Linked DNA regions of Mus musculus: region 2 is linked to region 1. A link is a contact called in ENCODE Hi-C or POLR2A ChIA-PET data. All regions are on one chromosome and are shown on one strand. Each heading gives the region's core, a stretch centred on a gene start or an enhancer-like site at or near the end of the contact. The rest is flanking DNA. Distances are from core to core; before and after follow the strand shown.

Region 1 (4,396 bases), core at 888-3,387:
AGCCCTCAGCCTGGCCAAACAGACCTCATCTATAGCTTTCTTGGGACTTTCTTTAGTAACCCTGTAGTATATTTTTATTGTTAATAAGTAAGACTGTATTAAAACAGAAAAAGCAGGAACAAAACGGCAACTATAAAAATGAAAAAGTGGGCAGTGGTGGTAGTACTAGCCTTTAATCCTAGCACTTGGGAGGCAGAGGCAGGCAGAACTCTTGAGTTCAAAGCCGGCCTAGCCTACAGAGTGAGTTTCAAAACAGCCAGCCTGGGGTGGAGGTGGGGTGTATAGGGAGTAAAGTATTTAAAGAAAGCATGCTTTAGCATTACAAGTTCCCCATAACAAACGGATTTCACAGAGTGCTTTGCTCTATTCCCATGATGGCAAATACACACAGAGCAGCTAACGACCTTTTCAAGGCAAACTCATCTCTATGGTTCAACTGCAAAACACCAGCAAAACTTCGGGTTGTGTCCTATTCTGAAGACACAGAGCTAAGGCCTGCTGAACTATAATAATGAGAATTTTTTACTCCGGCTTTAGCATTTCTTATTAGAAAAAGAAATAAAAGCAACTAAAAATAAGAGATTTTGTTCTGCACACCCATGCAGAAGACCAATAGAGATGACTTCCTTGGAGCAAACAGAAATTTCTCTGTTCAAAAGGTTCCATTAGACACATGTGTTTACTGCAGAGAAGGGCAAAAGAGAAGCGCAAAAGAGACACAATCTGGAGCTGTTGCTATAGCACAGTAGGCAGAGCACTTGCCTCGCATGCACAAGGCCCTGGGTTCAATTCTCCGCACCACATAGACCGCACGGTGGAGCACACCTGTAATCCCAGCACTGTGGAGACAGCAGTATCAGGAGTTCAAAGGTCATCCTCTACATTAGTGAGTCTAAAGTTAACTGGACTACATGAGACTTGAGACCCTGTGAAAAAAGAGTGGAAGAGAAGGAATGGAAAGGAGAGGGGGAGGAAGAGAGGAACAAGGGGAGAGAGGGAGAAGGAAAAGAAGGAGGTGGAAGGGTGGGGGCAAAACCACACCCATCTGGGTTAAAGGAACAGGTTCTGCAAATGCGCAAAGACGGGGAACCCAGGTGCCTGCGGAACCTAAAGGTGTCCACTGCAGACATCTTAGGAGGATGTAGGGGGTTACACAAGACCAGATCTACTTATCACTTGTCTCTGAATGATTTCCTCTCATCCCCAAGCTGGCACCTAAAAGCAGCGCCAGTTTTCTAACTGCTGGCTTTCTACTTCAGGAAAGTAGGTCAACTGAGTTCCAAGAATGTAAGTTCTGATTATCGGCGTTTTGAGAATTTTAAATCTTCCCAAGAAAGGCAGTGGGCCACTTTTAGCATAAATGGCTCACAAAACTAAACAAAACCCATAAACATTCTAAACAATTTGGTTTTCCGAAAAGTGTCTTCTTGAAAAACCTTAATACCCATTGGCAGCTGAGACACAGCAGGAGTATCATAATTTAAATAGCAAAGATGACTACAGTTTCACGCCTAGGCGGAAATAAAGAGAAGCAGGTTCAGGTTCTCTCACCCGCACACATGAAGCAGAAAGATGCCCTTTCGACTCTCTCTGCCTTGATCAAACTCACTGTGCAAGTTAAACACATACACAAACTATCCGACATGTTATATTGCCCTAATGGGCCAGCACCCGGAAAACCGCAAAAGCCAGAAAAGATAAACAGAAAGCACTACGTTGTCTGAAACACAAGCATTCTGGGCGATAATGAAAGAATTCTAGCTGAGAGAAGGGAAAAAGGGTTTAAGAGGCTGAGGCCGGGCCACGGGTAGGCGGTGGACGGCAACGCCTCCTTCCCGGGTAGGAAGGGAAGGAACTGGGGTGTGGAAACGGCTGCTTCCCGAACGAGGAGGCCGAGCGAGCGGCAGCCTCGAGGCATCCACCCCAGCCCTCAGCCCACAGGTCCCGGCCGCCGCCGTAGGCTCACCAGCTGCAAGCCTTTGAGGATGCGCCGATGCCAAGGGAGCCTGCCCAGGACGAAGTAGGCGGCCAGGCCGCTGCGCGCACCCCTGCCAGTGCCCGGGGCCGCCTCGGTGGTGGGACTGTAGACCGCTCCGTTCTCCATCGCCCGCAAACACTCGCTCACCCAGCTAAACTCTCGGCCGAGCGGTAGGGGGCGTCACTTCCTGGGACTCCGCCCACGCTTCCGGTCAACTCCGCCCTCCTCACGCCTCGTCACGCCCCCTCGCTTGCTGAGCTCCAGCCCATAGAATTTCTCTCCCTTTGCCACGCCCCCATGGTTTGCCGCGCCTCTTGTTCGCCACACCCCTCTGCCTTTCCTGCTCTCTGGTTAACTCTCGACAGTTTCTTTCTTTTTTTGGGTTTTTATTTTATTTATTTATTTATTTTTGGTTTTTCGAGACAGGGTTTCTCCGTGTAGCCCTGGCTATCCTGGAACTCACTCTGTAGACCAGGCTGGCCTCGAACTCAGAAATCTGCCTGCCTCTGCCTCCCAAGTGCTGGGATTAAAGGCGTTGCGCCACCACTGCCCGGCTAACTCTTGACAGTTTCATGCTTTCGATGGACTTCAGCTTTTTTGTTTTTTGGATTTTTTAAATTACACTTTGATTAATCTATCTATTTTATCTATATTTTTAATCTATCTATCTATCGATCTATCTATCCATCCGTCCATCCACCTATCTAAGAAGGAGCGTTGTGCTGAGGTCAGAAAACTATTCTGAGTCATTTCTTCCTGAGAATTGAATTCATTTTCAGGCTTAGTAACTGGCGCCTTTACCTACTGAGCCACCTCTCCGCCCTGACTTGATCTGTGTCTTTTAGTTTCGTTTCGGTCTGATTTAAAAATAAAAGAAATAAAACCAAGGTTTCACGTGCCCAGACTAGCCTAGAACTATGTACATAGCCAGCACTAGTCTGCAACTAGTGACAATCCTCCTGCCTCTGTCTCTGAAGTGCTGAGATTACAGGCACGTGCTCCTCCTCCCCTCAGCCTGTTTTGTTTTTTTAAAACTGCCAGAGATCACATTGAGGTCCTTCTGTATGCTAACCGCCCTCCTCCCCCGCGCCCGTCCCCGTCTCCCCCCGCCCCGCCCCCCCGCCCCCCCCCCCGTTGAGCTGCACCCCTCCATGCTCCTCCCACAGAGATTTGACTTATTTCTCACGTCTCACTATCTTCCATCTTTCAGATAGTCATCTTCTCATGGGCGGGAGGGGTGCACCCGCGTATGAAGGTGCAGGCTCGCGCGGGTGCAAGTGTGGAGGTCAGAAGTCAACCTTGAGTATGTTCCTCAGGCACCATCTACCCTGTTTTAGGGCAGTGTGTCTCACTGAACCTAGCTTACTAGATAGGTGAGGCTAAAAGGCTAAGAAGACCCAGAGATCAGCGTCCCGCCTTGCCAGCTCCGCCGTTACAAGCACAGGCTACATTGGTCTTTTTATATGGGTTCTAGGAATCGAACTCACATCACCAATGGCAGCCAGCACTTTACCAGCTAAGCTGTCTTCCCTGTTCTTGTTTTTCAGTATCATTGGATGTTTACAGTACAACTGAAAACCAGATCTGGATATTAAGTTTACTGCCCCGTGCCAACCAGAGACAGAAAATCCTTTCTGGCAGGACAGTTAGCAGATTAATGAAAATTTCAAAGGACAATTAACAAAAAGATTAATCAGAGTGTCAGATATTGATATATGACATGAACATACTGACCATGCCAACAGATGAGTGGACAAAAGAAATGCAGAACATTTAGTGGAATTTTACTCAAGTTTATTGTTCTTGTTTTGTGAAACCATGACATCTGTAGGAAAATGAATACAACAGAGTATTACTGTGAAGGGAAATAAGGCACATTCAAAAGACAAAGGCCATATGGTCTGTCTCATATGTAGGTCCTAGATTTTAAAATTATATTTATGGGGCTGGAGAGATGGCTCAGTGGTTAAAAGCAATTTCTGCTCTTTAATAGAATCTAAGTCTGGTTCCCAGCACCCACATAGGGTGGCTTACAACCACCTGTAACTCCAGTTCCAAGGGATCCAATGTCCTTCTATGGACTCTCCTGATATATGCATATATGCACACTCTCCGTGTGTGTCTGTCTCTGATCTCTGTCTCTCTCTGTCTCTCTCTTTCTCTCTCTCACACACACACCCCTGCACAAATATACAAAGGAAAAAATAAATTTTTTAACTTTAAATTTATATTTGCCTGCATGTATATTTGTATACCAGGTAAATCTCTTCTGCCCACAGAGGTCAGAAGAGGGCATTGGAGTCTCTGGAACTGGTGTTATAGGTCGTTGTAAAGTGCCTACAATCAAACCTGGGTCCTCTGCAAGAGCATCAACTACCCTTAAGTACTGAGCCATCTCTCCAGTCCCAGGATAAATCA
Region 2 (4,396 bases), core at 1,111-3,610, 51 kb before region 1:
GTGTGTGTGCACGATGCACACACGTGTCCACTGCACACGTGTGCACACAGGAAGAGCTAACCTAGAAAGGACTCATGTTGAGGTGACGTCTCGTCGAGTTAAAGTGCTCCCTGCACAAACTTGAGGACCTGAGCTCTGATCCTTGCACCCACACAGAAAGCTGGGTGAGGCAGCAGGGCCTGCAACCCCTGCACTGCAGAGGCAGAGACAGGAGAATCCCTGAGACTTGCTGCCCAGTCTAGCCTTCTTGACGAGCCCTGTTAGAAATGAAATCTAGCTGTTCATTTTCAAAGATGCCTGGAGCCAGTTTAGGTCCTGCTACAAAATAATAATAATAATAATTTATAAATAAATAATTTTTAAAAATCAGGCTCCTGCTAATGCCTGCTGGTCTAGCTGTCACCTGCAACCAAACCCTGCTCAGTTACCCACCCACCCTCTCCTGCCCAAACTAGAAGTTTAGAGTAGAAAATTGCTCACAGCCAAGCTTGCCTGCACAGCCTTGAGTCTGACAACTTTAAAATAAACAACATACAGATGGTGCACACCTTTAATCCCAGCACTCGGAGGCAGAGGCATGTGGATCTCTGTGAGTTCAAGGCCAGGTTGGTCTTCCTACCGAGTTCCAGGACAGCCAGGGATACTTAGTGAGACCGTGTCTCAAAGGCAAGTACACAAAAAGTGACCTGTAAGCAGGACACTGTCATGGGCAGGGAAGGTTTGATACATCTGATACGGTTGATGCTGTAAGCTGGGACCTATGCAAAGGTAGGTACTTAGAATACATGAGAGAAGAGGAGACTGTGGGGTTTTTGGCGTTATAAGGGGTAACCATTTTGGCTGAGCATATTAGCAAAATGTATAGTCTGATCTCTGGCCATTTTAACTTTTGATGAGGCTTCAATCTTGTTGACTATCAAAACAAAAAAGTCTTCCTTGGACTGGAGAGATGACTCATTGAATGATTAAGAGCACCAGCTGCTCTTCCAGAGAACCCAAGTTCAATTCCCAGCCTGCACATGGCAACTTAAAACTGTAACTCCAGCTTTGTAATTTCTTCTGGCTTCTGCAGGCACCCGGCACACACATGGCGCACAGAGCTAGATGTGGGCAGAACACCCATACACATAAAATAAATTCACTAAGTTAAAAAAAAAATCAAAGAATCTATTTAAAAAAAAAAGTCTTAGGCAGTAGTGGCACACGCTTTTAACCCCAGTACTGGGGAGGCAGAGGCAGACAGATCTCTGAGTTTGAGGCCAGCCTGGATTCCAGAGTGAGTTCCAGGACAGCCAGTAATATACAGAGAAACCCTGCGTGTGGGCAGGGAGCATAAATTAGGACTAACCTGGTGTTGTTTGACTTCTAACACTGAGACAAACAAACTTCTATTCACCCCAGGTCCAATAACAGACCAGGAAAAGAAAAGTAAACATTCCATCATGAGACAAAAGAATCTCTCCTCTTTTCTTAGGCTGCTTTTATCAGACATTTTCTATGTCCTGAGATAGACGAATCTCTCTTCACCGAAGAGTAAGGTAGACAGAGTGACAGAGCAGGACACTAGACATCCTCCACTGGCCTCTGTATACACACACACACACACACACACACACACACACACACATACATACTTAAAAAGATGTACTGCGATGCTGAGAGTGGTGTCCTGATTAGCTTTAACTGTCGACTTTGACAGTGCCTAGAGTCACCTCGGTTGGGTATGGTATCATTCCAGCACCCGGGAAGCAGAGGCAAGGAGAATACCTGCGAGTTTGAGGCTAGCTGGGTTTATACAGGAGTTCCAGGTTAGCCAGTGGTACACACTGAGAGCCTGGCTTGTTTGTTTGTTTTGTTTGTTTTTGAGGCAGGATCTCTCTGTGTAGTCCTGGCTGTCCTGGGGCTCACTATGTAGACTAGGTTGACCTCGAACTCACAGAGATCCTCCTGCCTCTGCCTTCCTAGTGCTGGAATTAAAAATAAGTGCTACCCAACTCTGGCAAGAGAGAGTATGTTTTTAGAAAGAAAGAAAAAAAGGCAAAAATAACAACAACAAAAAAAAATAATAAGAAAGAAAGCAGAATGGTGGGAGGGTGGGGGAGGAAGGTCCTGAGGCGATGGACCTGTTTTTATTGCTGTAGGTGATGGTGGCACAGGTGCGTGCCCCGTGCACACACACAGAAGCAGAAATGAACAGCGCAGCACGGTATGCTCAGGGCATTTCCCCCTACTCGTGTCAGTACCTAGTAGCAGCCGCACCCACACAAAAAATCCCTGGAGGCTCATCACCAGCTGTGACCTGGGCGGTGCGCTCCTGGGAGAGGCCAGGGCCCCAGGCGTCCGGTTTCCTGCCCACGCCAGTCCAACTTCCGCGTGTCTAGAGGGCAGGGGCTTGCGGGGCATCTGCTCCCGAGTCCTCTCCGGGTCCGGCCGCAGCTGGGAAGAGGGAGCCGTGCGCCCCGCCCCTGAGGCTCCGCCCCGTCCCGTCCCAGCTTCACCGGCCAGAGGTCCCCGGGCCTCGGAGGCGGCCAGCCCGGGCTGGGTCGCGCGATGTCTCATGGATCGGGGCTCGTCCGGACCACGTGCAGCAGCGGCGGCGCGCTGGGGCCAGGCCAGCCCTCGGAGGGACTGCTGGACCGGGTGTACCCGCTCACCCACGGCGCCCTGTTCAAAGTGGCGCAGATGGTAAGAAGAGTGGAGTGGAACCTGGGGACCCGTACACGGGGCTGCACCTGGCCCGGACCTTGGGAGCACCGCGCGCCCCTTTGATGCCCCAGTGTCCCCCTAGAAAGTTCCGGGAACAGCCGACAGGATCCCTGGCCCCCTCACTTCTCCAGCTGCCTCCCTACCGGGCCCAGCTCACTTCCCCACCGAAACCCGGGGTGCGAGTTCCTCCTCGTCTTCCTTCCTCTTCTCCAGGCCGCACGTCTCGCACCCGGGCTGGGGGAGGGAGAGTCTCCTGCTATCCCCTGCCATCTCCAGGCCGCGCACGGGCTCCCGCCCGAGAGGGTAGAGCTCGGCGACAAGAGGGCTCGGCTTGACTTTCGAATCTCTGCTGGGGATCGGGAGAAGCGCCGCCTTTCAGACCATCGCCAGGTCCCCTGCGCCCTGTCAGCCTTCCGAGGCGCCTCAGAAGGCAGAACTAGTTAACTAGGTTAACTAGGCAGGCTTGTGGCTAGGGGGCTTCTGGTGCTCGCTTGGAGCCAGGCAGGGCAAGGCGAGCAGCCGGCTGTTACTGTGACCAGAGCTGCACAAAAGCTTCTGGCCCGACCAGAAGTTTACCAGGCCTGATCCTGTTCGCTCTCTACCCACCCTTCTTTTTTCCCTCCCGTTTTTGTTTTTCAACCTCTGTGCAAATGTCTCGTCTACAATACCTTTTCTGTTTGTGTGGTGTGTTTTGAAACTGGGCTGGGCCGTTTGAATTCCCTACTTATCATGGGTGGAGAGGGGAGTGGTGGTTTGTAGAAAGCTGCGGAGAGATGTAGGGACCCCAGTGCAAGGTCACAGACCCGGAAGCTGGGACCTGCCAGCGAAGCTGGAGCAGCCTCCCCCCTCCCCGACCCCCCCCCCCCGGGGCTGGTACAGGGCCAGAGCTTTGTGCCTTCCATAACCGTTATTTTGGATGCCTAGAGTGTAGAAAGGTGGGAGGAAGACGTTCCGCCTCTCCTGAGAAGGGTGCCTAAATGGACCAAGATTGGGACACAGGCAGTTTTAATACGGAACTAAAAAGGTCTGGTGCTAAGCAGTCTTGGATTTGAGTGGATGGTGTGTGGGACCCAGGCTAAGGGCTTTGATCAGCCAAATAAAAGCCCGAGAGGCCACCTCTTTGATCATTAAAGGATGGTTGGAGTCAAAGAGACTTTACAGTCTTACGCCCATGCGAAGACGAGGGCCGCGGCAGAGATTTGGATCAGGCCTCTGCCTTGATCCATAAGGGAAGCCGATGGGAAGGGAATGCCCTTGCTGGGCCGTGACTTGGGTGCACAAAATTAATGGCGATGAGAATGCTGGTCCGTGAGACTGAGGAGCAGGGATACTTACTGTGTGCTTTGGATGACAGTGATACAGAGCTTGTCCAAAATCAGTGAGTGTGGATTTTAACCATGACGTCATGGGCCCGCCGCCTCTCTGCATGCTCCAGTTAAAACCCCGTAGAAAGATGACCAAGTCCTGGGAGTGAGGCTGCCTGCTTGGCCCTGGCTGGCTCCTGCTCTGCCCCGCAACTCTGACTGGGATCTCCACTGTCAGAATCCTCTGCTTATCTGTTGAGGGTAAACAGAAGCAGATGCGCTGTGAGCGCCCTTCGGGGGGGTCACAATCCCAATTTGCCCGTGGCTCAGTGACATACAGACCTCTGGTTCTGTGAAGTGTTTTTAGCTTGTTCTGACCAAGAGAA

What was found. A loop is a pair of places that touch in the nucleus more often than their neighbours do. ChIA-PET counts read pairs that join two places held with the same protein, here RNA polymerase II (POLR2A).
Region 2: POLR2A ChIA-PET joins it to region 1 with 20 read pairs in embryonic stem cell. The contact joins the promoter of Cmtm7 here to the promoter of Cmtm6 in region 1. A Hi-C loop is called at or near these places in 1 of 37 maps with a recorded cell type or tissue (T-helper 2 cell). POLR2A ChIA-PET finds 5 or more read pairs at or near these places in 4 of 5 experiments (Patski and embryonic stem cell).

What each region holds. Positions count from the first base shown.
Region 1 is chr9:114,728,944-114,733,339 of GRCm38, reverse strand. It overlaps Cmtm6 (CKLF-like MARVEL transmembrane domain containing 6), which reads right to left and starts at 2,137. Exons shown (of 4, transcript NM_026036.3): 1 at 1,967-2,137. The coding sequence starts at 2,104.
Region 2 is chr9:114,779,957-114,784,352 of GRCm38, reverse strand. It overlaps Cmtm7 (CKLF-like MARVEL transmembrane domain containing 7), which reads left to right and starts at 2,360. Exons shown (of 5, transcript NM_133978.2): 1 at 2,360-2,685. The coding sequence starts at 2,551. It overlaps Gm9888 (a long non-coding RNA gene), which reads right to left. Exons shown (of 3, transcript XR_003948087.1): 2 at 4,042-4,262; 3 at 2,681-3,055.